Regions from separate parts of the Homo sapiens genome. Here region 2 is linked to region 1. Evidence: read pairs that join two places in POLR2A ChIA-PET (ENCODE). Cell type or tissue: Caco-2. All regions are shown on one strand. Links, peaks and the distances in the headings refer to the core of each region. The heading gives the core; the rest is flanking DNA.

What was found. ChIA-PET counts read pairs that join two places held together with the same protein. Peaks named below come from ENCODE experiments on the same cell type or tissue, not always from the same donor. Only the 100,000 strongest peaks of a DNase experiment are listed, where the experiment ranks them.
Region 2: POLR2A ChIA-PET joins it to region 1 with 16 read pairs; 2 of 35 experiments call an interaction of 5 or more read pairs at or near these places.

The regions. Positions count from the first base shown.
Region 1 is chr2:157,505,757-157,514,188 of GRCh38, reverse strand. No RefSeq gene overlaps it. Among named protein-coding and RNA genes, the nearest start is that of CYTIP, 66 kb to the right of the region's middle. In Caco-2, for the core only: no CTCF peak of the experiment used is centred there; no DNase peak of the experiment used is centred there.
Region 2 is chr2:157,563,811-157,572,242 of GRCh38, reverse strand. The region is part of intron 2 of ACVR1C (activin A receptor type 1C); the gene reads left to right. Among named protein-coding and RNA genes, the nearest start is that of ACVR1C, 61 kb to the left of the region's middle. In Caco-2, for the core only: no CTCF peak of the experiment used is centred there; a DNase peak (open chromatin) is centred at 5,409; H3K4me3 peaks cover 412 bases.

The DNA of each region.
Region 1 (8,432 bases), core at 2,063-4,562:
TTTACAGTTTTAGCTTTAACTTTTTATCCCTGATACATTTTGATTTAAGTTTTGTATATGGTGTGAGACAGAGGTCACATCCATATGGATGTCTCATTGCTCCGGTATCTGTTGTTGAAAAAAAATTCATATTTAAATATATTGGCACTTTTATCAAAGTTCGATTTGTCATGTGTTTGTTTCTATATTTCCTATCTGTTTCTTTTATCTGTATGTCTTTGCTGTGTCAGTTGCACACTGGATTATCCTCACTTTATAGTAAGTCTTGAAATGATGCAGTATAAGTCCTCCAACTTTGTTGTTCTATTTTGAAATTGTTTTGTGCTATCCTAAGTCTGTTAACTTCCATATAAATTTTGGAACCAGATTGTCATTTTTGACACACAAAAAAAAAACCCTGAGAGATTTTTATTGGGATTGCATTGATGTCATAGATCAATTTGGAGAGAATGATTTCCTTAAAAAATATTGAGTCTTCCAATCCATAAACATTTTATATTTCTCCATTTGTTTATATCTTCTTTAATTTATTTAAACAATATTTTGAAGGTTTTCTCCCCATCTATTTGTATTGCACTTATTTTGTTTAATTTCTCCCTGAGTATTGCCTGCTTTTAAGATAATATTGTTAAAGGTGTTTTTAAAATTTTCATTTTTCAATTTTTCCACTGTGGTAATGTTTGGAAATACAATTGATGTTACAAGATCAGTTCCCCCAGGGCTTAGGCTTCACCTTAACAACTTTCGTTTATCCACAATACTGGGAACTGTGGCTTAGACATACAAAGCAATTGGTAAATATATGTTTAATTTAATGAATTTATGCTTGAGGATTATTTTAGCTCAAAGTCTAAGTTCAATCAGTGAAGCATTAAAGTTTTAGTCCCCAGAAAAATAGAGATGCCATATATTCTTTGTAAACTTTAAAAATCTTGTGGCCGGGCGTGGTGGCTCACGCCTATAATCCCAGCACTTTGGGAGGCTGAGGCAGGCGGATCACTTGAGGTCAGAGGTTTGAGACCAGCCTGGTTAACATGGTGAATTCCAGTCTCTACTAAAAATAGAAAAATTAGCCTTCTACTTGTCAAAAAGGCACGAGTAATTTCTGCATGTATGGATTCTGCTGCATATATATTTTGACTAATAAGCCCCTGGAAAAAAAAGGGACACCTTCTCAGAAGTTGGCAGTGTTTTTCCTTTGCCTGATAGCATGTTATAGTGGACCTGGCTACTAGAGTCAATCTTCTGAGTCGAAAACTAGTTCTCTTACTTACTGATAGTTTTGTCCTGAGTTGTTCAGAATCTGAATGGTTTCTATCCTTTTCAATTTATTGAGTTGTTCTATGGTCCAGAATATGGCTTGTGTTGGTGTGTGTTCTGTGAGCACTCAAAAAGAATATGTATTTGTAGTTTTGTGTATAGTATTCTGTAAATATAAAGTCAAGTTGTTTGACAGCGTTGTTCAAATATTTTTATCCTGATTTCTAATTATTCTACCAATTATTGAAAGAAAGGTGTTGATATTCCCAACTATAATTATAGATTTGCTGATTTCTTCTTGCACTTTATCAGTTTTTATTTCTGGTATTTTGAAACTGTTTTTAGGTGCGTATGTATGCACACCTAGATTATTATGCCTTGTTGATGAATGAATTCCCTTATTATTATGAACTATCCCATTTTATGTTGGATAATATTCCTTGATCTGAAGCTACTTTATCTGATATTAATATAGCCACTGAAGCTTTGTTATGATTAGTATTTGCATGGTATATATTTTTCCATACTTTAATATATATGGGTCTTATATTTATAGTAGATTTCTTGTAGATCGTGTACAGTTGGGTCTTACATTTTTCTCTAGTCTGACAACTTTTCACTTTTAAAAATTAGCGTGTGCAAGGAACAGAAAACCACACACCGCATGTTCTCATTCAGAAGCAAGAGTTGAACAATGAGAACACATGGACACAGGGAGGGGAACGACACACACCGGCGCCTGTCATGGCTTGCGGGGCGAGGGCAGGGAGAGCATCAGGACAAATAGCTAATGCATGCGGGACTTAAAACCTAGATGATGGGTTGATAGGTACAGCAAACCACCATGGCACATGTATACCTATGTAACAAACCTGCACATTCTGCACATGTATCCCTGAAACTTAAAGAAAAATAAAAAAAAATTGGAGTGTACAGACCATTTATAGTTAACATAATTATCAACATAATTAATTTTAATTTTATTACCTTACTATTTTTTCCACTTTGCTCATCTCCTTTTTTTTTTACTTTTTCTTGTTTTTGATTAGTTCATTATTTTTAATATTCCAATTTATTTTCTCTATGACTTATTAGTGATTTTGCTTTTTTTTAGGGTGTGTTTTATGATTTACAATATACATTTTTAACTTATCATAATCTACCTTCAAAAACTGTTATGCCACATTACATATAATAACAATCTTACAAAGTATTTTTAGTTTTCTCCCTCCTGTCCTTTTTATTTTGGTTGTCATACATTTTATTTCTGTATCTATTTAAATTTCACAATGTAGCGATGTAATTTTTTGCTTTAAACAGTCCATTTTAAATAAATTACATTGAAAATATTTTTAATATGAACATTTTTTTCTCATATTTACTATAGCTGATGCTTGTAACTTCTTTGTATAGATCTGAGTTTGGACTGATATTACTTTTTTCAGTCAGAAGATTATTTTTAATATTCCTTATAGAGCATGAAATTCTCTCAGCTTTTTTTAGTTTAAAAATACCTTCATTTTTGAAGGATATTTTCAGTGGACATAGAATTCTAAGCAGTTTTGGGGATTTTCTGGCTTATTTTTGTCAGCACATTAAATACATTGTTTTATCTTCTAATTTGCATTGTTTCTGACAAGGTCAGGAGTAATTCTCTTTCTCTGTTTGTATTGTAACTTTTTTTTTTTTTGCCATCTTAAGATTTTTTTTTTTTCTGAAAAACCATCTTAAGATGGGTTTTCAGAAATGTTATTATAATGGGCTTAGGTGTGCTTTTTGTTTGTTTTTATCCTACTTTTGTTCCACTGAACTTCTTGGATTTGTGTGTTTATGGTTTTCATTAAATCTGCAAAATTTCTGTGCACCACTATGTCTTCAGAGTTGTTTTTCTATTCCATGCACTATTTCCTCTATTCTAGGGTGCTTCAAATACATGTATATCAGACAACTTGATATTGTTCCATAGGTAACTGAGGTTCTCATTTTTCTGCAGCTTCTTTTTTTCTCTGTACTTCAATTTGATTCATTTCTATTGCTTATTTATTAAAGTTTATTACTCCTTTATTTTGCATTTTAAAATCTCCTAATATACCCTTCCAGTGAAGTTTTCATTTTGGATACTGTATTTCTTAGCCCTAGAAGTATCACTTGTCTCTTTTATATAGCTTCCATTTGTTTACTATTTCTATATTTGCTTTAGTGCTTGACCATATTTATAATAGCTATTTTCAAATCTTTGTCTTTCTCTGAGTCTGTTTTTTTAAAACTGCCCTTTCATTTATGAATTATATTTTTTCTCTTTGCATACCCAGTAATTTATTATTAGACACTGGACATTGTAAAGGTTACATTATTGAGTATCTGGATCTTATTGCCATCCTTTCAGGAGAGTTGAAGTTTGATTTGGAAGGCATCTAAGAGCACTGAAGAATAGTTTGCTCCTTTTAAGTGTTGTTTTTAAGTTTTGTAAGGGAAGGTCTAGAGTAGCTTTAACGCTAGGACTAGTTTAATCTTACTACAAAGGTGTAATCCTCCTGGATTTCAACTGAATGCCCCAGGTTTCAGTAAATTCTCTACATTCTTCTTGGTCAGTACACAGACATCTCCCAAACTCTGTGTGAACTCTGGGGATTGTTCTTTTTACTGCTTCTCAAAAATTGTTCTTTGCTTTGTTTCATGAAGGTTCTCCTAAGTAGGTACTACGTAGCATTTAGAAAAAGACTCAAGGGTACCTCACTGCAGAGTTTCAAAGTTGCTTCCTTGTGAAGCTCCCTCTGGTTCTGCAAATACCAGTTATCTTAGACTTGTCAAACTTCAATATCTGTCTCCTTCACTTAGCAAGACTGCCATGTGATAGCTTAGCTTGGTTCAGCCTTTCTCCTCACAATCTTTCAAGAAGTGCCTCTAGGAAAAGAAAGACCCTGGGCAATAGTGGGGCTCGGTGTTTCCCTTATTTTAGGGATTATAATCCTATGCTGCCACCTGTTGTTAAATGCCTGAGTTTTATTTTATATGTGTATATATATAGTTATATATATATATTTCACACGTATTTCACACATATATTTCACACATATGTTATACATATATATATGTTTCATTCATATGTATATATCTTTTTTTTCTCCTGATTTTTAGCTGTTTATGGCAGGAGGGCAATTTTAGTACCAGATAGCCTGTCATGGATGGAAGCAGAAGTCCCTGTTTTAATTTGTAAGATTTTTAATGTGTTATATTTTGTTTATTCAATTACTGATTTAAAAGCTTATTTATTCTATGGACTAGGTCTTTTGAGACTGAATCAAGTCAAGTGCAACAGAGTAATAAATGCCTAAAATAAAATTTTGGACATGACCAATTTATTAAAATGTGTTCATATGACAGAGACAGACAGAGAAAGAGCATGAGAGGGAGAGAGATTAAAAGAGTTTCACAATCATTTATTCATATTGAGGGAACCCCTCAACATATAGTTCAAGGTGCTGAATGATAACAACTTTTCAGGGATGGACTACTTGTAAGCCGTTCATACGTCTACACAATTACCCCTGCAATGATCAATCTCACTGTAGGAATGGTTGGAATATAATATTTTTTATAGTGCCTATGTTCCTTGTATGTTTAAGGTTAGTTATCTAGGAAATTTGCAGTTTTTACAGATTATCATAGATTTTTATTCAGAATGAATGTAGGTAGTTATATATACTTTCAACATTTCTATTTTCTTTCTGATAGTTACATTTTCCCTCCCTCTGGCATGTTAGGGGCTGGAGGGGCAGATGCTTGATATGCCCCCAATGTGACACTGTGCCTCCTTTTCTTACTCCCACTTTTTCTTCTTTTTCTTTCCAGTTTTGTGTATTCTTCCATTTTCCAGTCTTGGTTACTCAAGAAGCAGTAGATAATGAGGACAGTAGTGCTTAGGGCTGGTTTAGAAGAGGAAGAGTTTTGCTTCATTACTTCCTCCTTCACATGGCTCGGTCACCTCTGAATTATGACTCATATAAATGTAGCATAAAGCTACATTCAGGCTCTTTTGAGGCTTCATGAAAGCAGAGCTTGTATATTGAAATTTGAGAAAGAACCACTCTTAGGGGCAGATCGACGCAATCACCAGTGGCTTTTAGTTCCATCATAATGTAGCTTCTTTCATGCCCACTCTAATGAAATAGGAATGCTGCATTACTGCAAACTGATTTCTGTTTCAGTTGAGAGAGCTTATTTAAGGGCAAGATGGAACAAAGAGAGAATGTGTGTTTGCTTAAGTATATGCAATTTGTATCTATTGGATTAGAAAAAAAATTTTAATTTAACCTTTTTTGTATTGATGTGACTTTTTTTCACCTGCTAATTTTTCTGAAGGAAACATCTGTAAAGTTGACCTTCAGCATTACAGAAAATAGGTCACTTTCCTAAAATATATTTTAAAAATACTCTTCTCAATGATACAGACCATAGAAATATCTATTTTTTCCTGGTCACTGATATTTTAAGAACTTGATGGGTTTGATCAACATTGAAAAAAAGTATACATACATTTACACTCATGAGATTTTACCTTCAATCTAAGATGTCTTTAAAGACCATCCATATACTTCATGTTAAGGCAATACTTTGGATTAAGGTGGAAGAGGAATGTATATTTTACTTGAGGCAGGGAACTGACATGTGGTAAGTATCTTTTTTTTTTTTTTTTTTTTTTTAACGAGGTGAGTCTTGCTATGTCACACAGGCTAGTCTCAGGTGAGTCTTGCTGTGTCACACAGGCTGGACTCAAACTCCTAGGATCAAGGGATCTGCAACCGTGCCCAGTTGAGCATCTCTTTCTTAATGTACATTATTTCATTTAACCTTTTTTGACATGGATTGTTTTATCCAAAAATGGCAGAAACAATATTTTTAGTCTCACGTGCTCTTCTAAAATACTACCACCTGAACTTATGGGTCCTGTGTTACTGTCTCAATAAAAAGAATGCTTCAGAAGTGCCATACATGACTTTAAAATATATAAATCTAAGGGGTACAAGTGCAGTTTTGTTACATGGATTTATTGTTTAGTGGTGAAGTCTGGGCTGTTAGTGTAACCGTCACCCAAATAATGTACATTGTACCCATTTAGTTATTTCTTATCCCTCACCCCTGCCTTTACCCTCCCACCCTTCTGAGTCTCCAGTGTCTATTATTCCACACTCTATGTCCATATACATGACTACTGAGGCTAATTCATAAAAGGCAGTACTTCTTCCTGGCTCACTACTTCTCTCACGTTCTTGGAAACCTGCCACCCATGTTGTTTGGAAGCCCAGGACACATAGACTTTATATGTAGGTGTTCTGGCCAACAGCCCCAGTAAGATCTCAGCCAACATCCAGTATCGACCATTAGACATGAGTGTGAACAAGCCTTCAGAGGATTTCAGGTCATAGCCTACAAGTTATCCACAGATATTAAGTCTACCCACTGAGGTCTCAAATATCATGGAGCAGAGACAAAATGTGAATTTAGCCTTCAGTTTTTGAAGTGCCCCTGCTAAGGCTGAGTTGAGCAGAGATGAGCAATCCACACAGAATACTCCTCAAATTGCAGGTTTCTGAGCAAAATAAGTGTCATGCTTTCAATTCATTAAGTTTTAGGGTGATTTTATTGGCAGCAGTAGATAGCTGGATCACATTTGGTTCCAGGAATTGAAGCGTAGCTAAAACTAAACCTAATACATGTGGCAATAGCTTTAGGGTCAGAGGCAGGTGGAAATGGGAAATGTCTTTAGGGGAGTGTTACTGAAAACTTAAAAGAGATCAAGGAAGCTATCAGAGGAAGCCTGGTGACCTTGAAAAGGCTGTTGGTGAGAACTTGAAGAAAAGAGAGGAAAATGTTTTTGGAAGCTGGAGGAAAGGGGACTCATGTAGTGGCAGAAAGCTTAGCAATAATGTCTCCTGCAGTAAAATGGAAAATAGGAAATATACCTATATTCTAGCTAAAGAGTTTTGCAGAAAGAGGGTTGAAAGTGCTTTGCCTTCTGTCTGCTTCCTAGCTGCCTGTAGTAAAATGCAAGGAAGAGAGATGAGCTAAAGAAAGCACTGTTATATATAAAGTCTCCAGGACTTGCTAGGTTGGAAAAGAAAACTGTTTCTCATTCCCAGCCTCTCCAGATGGCAAATGATGCTAAAATTAAGATGTGGCTTCTGAGCAGAGATCAAATCCAGGGTGCTGTCAGGAAAACATGGTCTAAAGATAAAACCTTTTGTTAAGGCCTCATAAAGTTTTGAGATAGTGTATTTTAGACCATTTTGAACAGAAAAAAGCCCACTAATGACCTTAAGGGGTGTTTCACAGACTACTTCCATATAACAATAGCGTTTCTCAAAATCTTAAGGGAAGCATTCTTAAAAAGAGCCAAAGTTAGAAAAAGTCTTATCTCTGTGGGATTTGGGCATGTGGCTTTTGTCTAATGGAGTGGATTATAAATTGATTCATAAGAAATCCACAAAGTGTTTAAAGGAATTTTAGCATCTAGTATTGAAAAGGATGGAGACAGAACAAAATTAAAAGAGGATTTTAACTCCTAAATTTCCATGAGCAGGAAGCAGACCAAGAAAACTTTAACTACAAAGACAACTTACATTTTATGAAATGGGAAAGATAAGTCAGTGGGTCAAACAGCTCAAAAGGCAGAGTAAAGAGTTATGGAGAATTCCTAGGTAGCAGGACTGATTCCTAATGAAGGAAATGGAAATATGTACATGGCTATATGTCAGAATGATTCAGTACCCGCTGTATTTCATCTGTTTTCTCCTTATTGAATGTGAATACTCTTAATGGTTTTCTTCAATCTATCACATTGCATGTCAGGTGTGTGTGGAGTAGATGAATCATCTTTTAGTTCACAGATCTCCATTTCAAGAGGAATGACATTCAAAGGGCTAAACTTAAGGAATCACATTCAAGGAACTTCATCTGATTTAGATGACAGGATCCTGAACCTCAAGCTTGATGGGCTTGGGGAAAGGGTTAAGTGTATTTGCATGTGGAAGAGATGTGAATTGTTGTCTCCTGAAAGTGGATAGTGGCAGATTTTAATTTCCAATAAAGACCTCCACAATACTTTTGATCTCAATGCTCTTACAGAACCTTGCCACTCCCCCTTTAATGGATACATGTCCCACCCCCTGAAT
Region 2 (8,432 bases), core at 3,973-6,472, 56 kb before region 1:
CTATCCCTCCCCCCTCCCCCGACCCCACCACAGTCCCCAGAGTGTGATATTCCCTTTCCTGTGTCCATGTGATCTCATTGTTCAATTCCCACCTATGAGTGAGAATATGCGGTGTTTGGTTTTTTGTTCTTGCGATAGTTTACTGAGAATGATGGTTTCCAATTTCATCCATGTCCCTACAAAGGACATGAACTCATCATTTTTTATGGCTGCATAGTATTCCATGGTGTATATGTGCCACATTTTCTTAATCCAGTCTATCATTGTTGGACATTTGGGTTGGTTCCAAGTCTTTGCTATTGTGAATAGTGCCACAATAAACATACGTGTGCATGTGTCTTTATAGCAGCATGATTTATAGTCCTTTGGGTATATACCCAGTAATGGGATGGCTGGGTCAAATGGTATTTCTAGTTCTAGATCCCTGAGGAATCGCCACACTGACTTCCACAATGGTTGAACTAGTTGACAGTCCCACCAACAGTGTAAAAGTGTTCCTATTTCTCCACATCCTCTCCAGCACCTGTTGTTTCCTGACTTTTTAATGATTGCCATTCTAACTGGTGTGAGATGATATCTCATAGTGGTTTTGATTTGCATTTCTCTGATGGCCAGTGATGATGAGCATTTCTTCATGTGTTTTTTGGCTGCATAAATGTCTTCTTTTGAGAAGTGTCTGTTCATGTCCTTCGCCCACTTTTTGATGGGGTTGTTTGTTTTTTTCTTGTAAATTTGTTTGAGTTCATTGTAGATTCTGGATATTAGCCCTTTGTCAGATGAGTAGGTTGCGAAAATTTTCTCCCATGTTGTAGGTTGCCTGTTCACTCTGATGGTAGTTTCTTTTGCTGTGCAGAAGCTCTTTAGTTTAATTAGATCCCATTTGTCAATTTTGTCTTTTGTTGCCATTGCTTTTGGTGTTTTGGACATGAAGTCCTTGCCCATGCCTATGTCCTCAATGGTAATGCCTAGGTTTTCTTCTAGGGTTTTTATGGTTTTAGGTCTAACGTTTAAATCTTTAATCCATCTTGAATTGATTTTTGTATAAGGTGTAAGGAAGGGATCCAGTTTCAGCTTTCTACATATGGCTAGCCAGTTTTCCCAGCACCATTTATTAAATAGGGAATCCTTTCCCCATTGCTTGTTTTTCTCAGGTTTGTCAAAGATCAGATAGTTGTAGATATGCGGCATTATTTCTGAGGGCTCTGTTCTGTTCCATTGATCTATATCTCTGTTTTGGTACCAGTACCATGCTGTTTTGGTTACTGTAGCCTTGTAGTATAGTTTGAAGTCAGGTAGTGTGATGCCTCCAGCTTTGTTCTTTTGGCTTAGGATTGACTTGGCGATGCGGGCTCTTTTTTGGTTCCATATGAACTTTAAAGTAGTTTTTTCCAATTCTGTGAAGAAAGGCATTGGTAGCTTGATGGGGATGGCATTGAATCTGTAAATTACCTTGGGCAGTATGGCCATTTTCACGATATTGATTCTTCCTACCCATGAGCGTGGAATGTTCTTCCATTTGTTTGTGTCCTCTTTTATTTCCTTGAGCAGTGGTTTGTAGTTCTCCTTGAAGAGGTCCTTCACATCCCTTGTAAGTTGGATTCCTAGGTATTTTATTCTCTTTGAAGCAATTGTGAATGGGAGTTTACTCATGATTTGGCTCTCTGTTTGTCTGTTGTTGGTGTATAAGAATGCTTGTGATTTTTGTACATTGATTTTGTATCCTGAGACTTTGCTGAAGTTGCTTATCAGCTTAAGGAGATTTTGGGCTGAGACGATGGGGTTTTCTAGATATACAATCATGTCGTCTGCAAACGGGGACAATTTGACTTCCTCTTTTCCTAATTGAATACCCTTTATTTCCTTCTCCTGCCTGATTGCCCTGGCCAGAACTTCCAACACTATGTTGAATAGGAGCGGTGAGAGAGGGCATCCCTGTCTTGTGCCAGTTTTCAAAGGGAATGCTTCCAGTTTTTGCCCATTCAGTATGATATTGGCTGTGGGTTTGTCATAGATAGCTCTTATTATTTTGAAATACGTCCCATCAATACCTAATTTATTGAGAGTTTTTAGCATGAAGGGTTGTTGAATTTTGTCAAAGGCTTTTTCTGCATCTATTGAGATAATCATGTGGTTTTTGTCTTTGGCTCTGTTTATATGCTGGATTACATTTATTGATTTGCGTATATTGAACCAGCCTTGCATCCCAGGGATGAAGCCCACTTGATCATGGTGGATAAGCTTTTTGATGTGCTGCTGGATTCGGTTTGCCAGTATTTTATTGAGGATTTTTGCATCAATGTTCATCAAGGATATTGGTCTAAAATTCTCTTTTTTGGTTGTGTCTCTGCCCGGCTTTGGTATCAGAATGATGCTGGCCTCATAAAATGAGTTAGGGAGGATTCCCTCTTTTTCTATTGATTGGAATAGTTTCAGAAGGAATGGTACCAGTTCCTCCTTGTACCTCTGGTGGAATTCGGCTGTGAATCCATCTGGTCCTGGACTCTTTTTGGTTGGTAAACTATTGATTATTGCCACAATTTCAGAGCCTGTTATTGGTCTATTCAGAGATTCAACTTCTTCCTGGTTTAGTCTTGGGAGAGTGTATGTGTCGAGGAATGTATCCATTTCTTCTAGATTTTCTAGTTTATTTGCGTAGAGGTGTTTGTAGTATTCTCTGATGGTAGTTTGTATTTCTGTGGGATCGGTGGTGATATCCCCTTTATCATTTTCTATTGTGTCTATTTGATTCTTCTCTCTTTTTTTCTTTATTAGTCTTGCTAGCGGTCTATCAATTTTGTTGATCCTTTCAAAAAACCAGCTCCTGGATTCATTGATTTTTTGAAGGGTTTTTTGTGTCTCTATTTCCTTCAGTTCTGCTCTGATTTTAGTTATTTCTTGCCTTCTGCTAGCTTTTCAATGTGTTTGCTCTTGCTTTTCTAGTTCTTTTAATTGTGATGTTAGGGTGTCAATTTTGGATCTTTCCTGCTTTCTCTTGTAGGCATTTAGTGCTATAAATTTCCCTCTACACACTGCTTTGAATGCGTCCCAGAGATTCTGGTATGTTGTGTCTTTGTTCTCGTTGGTTTCAAAGAACATCTTTATTTCTGCCTTCATTTCGTTATGTACCCAGTAGTCATTCAGGAGCAGGTTGTTCAGTTTCCATGTAGTTGAGCGGCTTTGAGTGAGATTCTTAATCCTGAGTTCTAGTTTGATTGCACTGTGGTCTGAGAGATAGTTTGTTATAATTTCTGTTCTTTTACATTTGCTGAGGAGAGCTTTACTTCCAACTATGTGGTCAATTTTGGAATAGATGTGGTGTGGTGCTGAAAAAAATGTATATTCTGTTGATTTGGGGTGGAGAGTTCTGTAGATGTCTATTAGGTCTGCTTGGTGCAGAGCTGAGTTCAATTCCTGGGTATCCTTGTTGACTTTCTGTCTCGTTGATCTGTCTAATGTTGACAGTGGGGTGTTAAAGTCTCCCATTATTAATGTGTGGGAGTCTAAGTCTCTTTGTAGGTCACTGAGGACTTGCTTTATGAATCTGGGTGCTCCTGTATTGGGTGCATAAATATTTAGGATAGTTAGCTCCTCTTGTGGAATTGATCCCTTTACCATTATGTAATGGCCTTCTTTGTCTCTTTTGATCTTTGTTGGTTTAAAGTCTGTTTTATCAGAGACTAGGATTGCAACCCCTGCCTTTTTTTGTTTTCCATTGGCTTGGTAGATCTTCCTCCATCCTTTTATTTTGAGCCTATGTGTGTCTCTGCATGTGAGATGGGTTTCCTGAATACAGCACACTGATGGGTCTTGACTCTTTATCCAACTTGCCAGTCTGTGTCTTTTAATTGCAGAATTTAGTCCATTTATATTTAAAGTTAATATTGTTATGTGTGAATTTGATCCTGTCATTATGATGTTAGCTGGTGATTTTGCTCATTAGTTGATGCAGTTTCTTCCTAGTCTCAATGGTCTTTACATTTTGGCATGATTTTGCAGCGGCTGGTACCGGTTGTTCCTTTCCATGTTTAGCGCTTCCTTCAGGAGCTCTTTTAGGGCAGGCCTGGTGGTGACAAAATCTCTCAGCATTTGCTTGTCTATAAAGTATTTTATTTCTCCTTCACTTATGAAGCTTAGTTTGGCTGGATATGAAATTCTGGGTTGAAAATTCTTTAAGAATGTTGAATATTGGCCCCCACTCTCTTCTGGCTTGTAGGGTTTCTGCCGAGAGATCCGCTGTTAGTCTGATGGGCTTTCCTTTGAGGGTAACCCGACCTTTCTCTCTGGCTGCCCTTAACATTTTTTCCTTCATTTCAACTTTGGTGAATCTGACAATTATGTGTCTTGGAGTTGCTCTTCTCGAGGAGTATCTTTGTGGCGTTCTCTGTATTTCCTGAATCTGAACGTTGGCCTGCCTTGCTAGATTGGGGAAGTTCTCCTGGATAATATCCTGCAGAGTGTTTTCCAACTTGGTTCCATTCTCCACATCACTTTCAGGTACACCAATCAGACGTAGATTTGGTCTTTTCACATAGTCCCATATTTCTTGGAGGCTTTGCTCATTTCTTTTTATTCTTTTTTCTCTAAACTTCCCTTCTCGCTTCATTTCATTCATTTCATCTTCCATTGCTGATACCCTTTCTTCCAGTTGATCGCATCGGCTCCTGAGGCTTCTGCATTCTTCACGTAGTTCTCGAGCCTTGGTTTTCAGCTCCATCAGCTCCTTTAAGCACTTCTCTGTATTGGTTATTCTAGTTATACATTCTTCTAAATTTTTTTCAAAGTTTTCAACTTCTTTGCCTTTGGTTTGAATGTCCTCCCATAGCTCAGAGTAATTTGATCATCTGAAGCCTTCTTCTCTCAGCTCGTCAAAATCATTCTCCATCCAGCTTTGTTCTGTTGCTGGTGAGGAACTGCGTTCCTTTGGAGGAGGAGAGGTGCTCGGTGTTTTAGAGTTTCCAGTTTTTCTGTTCTGTTTTTTCCCCAACTTTGTGGTTTTATCTACTTTTGGTCTTTGATGATGGTGATGTACAGATGGGTTTTCGGTGTAGATGTCCTTTCTGGTTGTTAGTTTTCCTTCTAACAGACAGGACCCTCAGCTGCAGGTCTGTTGGAATACCCTGCCGTGTGAGGTGTCAGTGTGCCCCTGCTGGGGGGTGCCTCCCAGTTAGGCTGCTCGGGGGTCAGGGGTCAGGGACCCACTTGAGGAGGCAGTCTGCCCGTTCTCAGATCTCCAGCTGCGTGCTGGGAGAACCACTGCTCTCTTCAAAGCTGTCAGACAGGGACACTTAAGTCTGCAGAGGTTACTGCTGTCTTTTTGTTTGTCTGTGCCCTGCCCCCAGAGGTGGAGCCTACAGAGGCAGGCAGGCCTCCTTGAGCTGTGGTGGGCTCCACCCAGTTCGAGCTTCCCTTCCCGGCTGCTTTGTTTACCTAAGCAAGCCTGGGCAATGGCGGGCGCCCCTCCCCCAGCCTCGTTGCCGCCTTGCAGTTTGATCTCAGACTGCTGTGCTAGCAATCAGCGAGACTCCCTGGGCGTAGGACCCTCTGAGCCAGGTGTGGGATATAGTCTCGTGGTGCGCCGTTTCTTAAGCCGGTCTGAAAAGCGCAATATTCGGGTGGGAGTGACCCGATTTTCCAGGTGCGTCCATCACCCCTTTCTTTGACTCAGAAAGGGAACTCCCTGACCCCTTGTGCTTCCCAGGTGAGGCAATGCCTCGCCCTGCTTCGGCTCGCGCACGGTGGGCACACACACTGGCCTGCGCCCACTGTCTGGCACTCCGTAGTGAGATGAACCCGGTACCTCAGATGGAAATGCAGAAATCACCCGTCTTCTGCGTCGCTCACGCTGGGAGCTATAGACCGGAGCTGTTCCTATTCGGCCATCTTGGCTCCACATTCCCACTAGCTAGCATAGACTTTAGGACAGAGAAGTATAACTTGCCCTTGTCATCAGTATTTTAAGTGTCTTCTGTGAATATAGCTCTGTACTATGTGCTGGGGAAACAGAGAGATTGAGATATGGGTGCTGCTTCCAAAGACTTTCTTTTTTTATGTAAAGGGTTGATTTAAGAAAAAAAGAACTCTAAAATATTTCTTGAATAATTACTATCTAAGTTATTTACAGACATGCATTATTTGAGAATATGTGTTTTGATAACAGAGATTAAGAGACTATCATTTCTGCTAGGTATGTGTCCTGAAATTAAGAAAACTGATTATGGAACTTATTTATATTCTGCTTACATTTTATTAAGCTTACCTCTGCTTGAGTGAAAGTTCTTTATACTTTTTATGACAGCGATTATATTCCTTAATCCAAGATTCTTGTTTCTTTAAAGCGTAAAAATGTTATTCTTCTTAAATTCCAATGCTAATGGATAAAAGAAGATTTGCAGCCTCTTGATGTTCATCATCTACTCCCAGAAAACCAGCAACACAAGGAGAACATGTCCAGGAAATATTTTTGTGTGTGGCACTCCCTGTCAGCTATAAAATTATGAAACCTGGCCAGATGAAGATCGTTTATGCAAATAGCCGTTTATAGACTGAGCATCAAACAGTGGAATGGCCCATCAATAGCTCGTTTGATTCAGTTAAAAGGGAGAAATAATTGTCATGTTATTTCTGCCTCTATCATGGCTTGATTTGATCTCTGGATTAGAAAATCTTCTGTCCTTATTCAGTATATAAGGTTCATATTGATCCCAGATAACCCCTCTGACATAATTATGTTTGCTGTTTGCAAAAGGGAGGCCATTTGCTGCATGGCAAATGGAGCATGTTGGAGGGATCTAAGCGAATTAACTTGTAATTGGATGATTCTTGGTGAAATTTACAATGGTCACTACGAAGAAGTGACCATTGTAAGGGAAGGGAGTCAAGGATGGGAGAGTGGAGGGGGTGTCTGCCTGCAACCAGTAAGTGCAGATTCACACGGGAGGACTAGACAAAAAAAGTTGATGTTTGTGACTTAGCTCCTTAGCCCATTCTACTTCAAATTCCTATCAAAGTGCAGTTATGTATTCTTTTATGTTGGACTGATTCATCATGAATGGAATATCTCGTGATAATCTTTTTCTTATTTCCCTCCTCCCCCACTCTTTTTTTTTATTTTTAAAAGAATTTTACTTTAAATTCTGGGATACATGTACAGAACGGGCAGGTTTGTTACATAGGTATACGTGTGCCATGGTGCTTTGCTGCACCTATCAACCCATTATCTAGGTTTTAAGCCCCGCATGCATTGGCTATTTGTCCTAATGCTCTCCCTCCCATTACCCTCCACCCCCTGACAGGTCCCGGTGTGTGTGTGTTCCCCTCCCAGTGTCCATGTGTTCTCATTGTTCAACTCCCACTTAATAAGTGAGAATATGTGGTGTTTGATTTTCTGTTGCTGTATTAGTTTGCTGAGGATGATGGCCTCCAGCTTTATCCATGTCCCTGCAAAGGACATGATCTCATTCCTTCTTATGGCTGCATAGTATCCCATGGTGTAGATGTACAACATTTTCTTTATCCAGTCTATCATTGATGGGCATTGGGGTTGGTGCCATGTCTTTGCTATTGTAAATAGTGCTGTATTAAACATATGTGTGCATGTGTCTTTAGAGTAGAATGGTTTATATTCCTTTGGGTATATACCCAGTAATGGGATGCCTGGGTCAAATGGTATTCCTGGTTCTAGATCCTTGAGGAATTGCCACACCGTCTTCTACAGTGGTTGAGCTAATTTACATTCCTACCAATAGTGTAAAAGTGTTCCGATTTCTCCACAGTCTCGCCAGCATCTATTGTTTCTTGACTTCATAATCACCATTCTGACTGGCATGAGATGGTATCTCATTGTGGTTTTGATTTACATTTCCCTAATGATTAATGATGTTGAGCCTTTTTCATATGCTTGTTGCCTGCATAAATGTCATCTTCTGAGAAGTGTCTGTTCATATCCTTTGCCTACTTTTTGATGGGATTTTTTTCTTGTAAACTTGTTTAAGTTCCTTGTAGATTCTGGATACTGGACCTTTGTCTAATGGGTAGATTGCAAAAATTTTCTTCCGTTCTGTAGGTTACCTGTTCACTCTGATGATAGTTTCTTTTGCTGTGCAGAAGCTCTTAGTTTAATTAGATCCTATTTGTCAATTTTGGCTTTTGTGGCAATTGCTGTTGGCATTTTCATCACGAAATCTTTGCCCATGCCTATGTCCTGAATGGTATTGCTTAGGTTTTCCTCTAGGGTTTTTATGGTTTTTGGTTTTACATTTAAGCCTTTAATCCATCTTGAGTTAATTTTTGTATAATGTGTAAGGAAGGGATCCAGTTTTAGTTTTCTGCATATGGCTAGCCAGTTCTCCCAGTACCATTATTAAATAGGGAATCTTTTCCCCATTGCTTGTTTTTGTCAGGTTTGTCAAAGATCAGATGGTTGTAGATGTGTA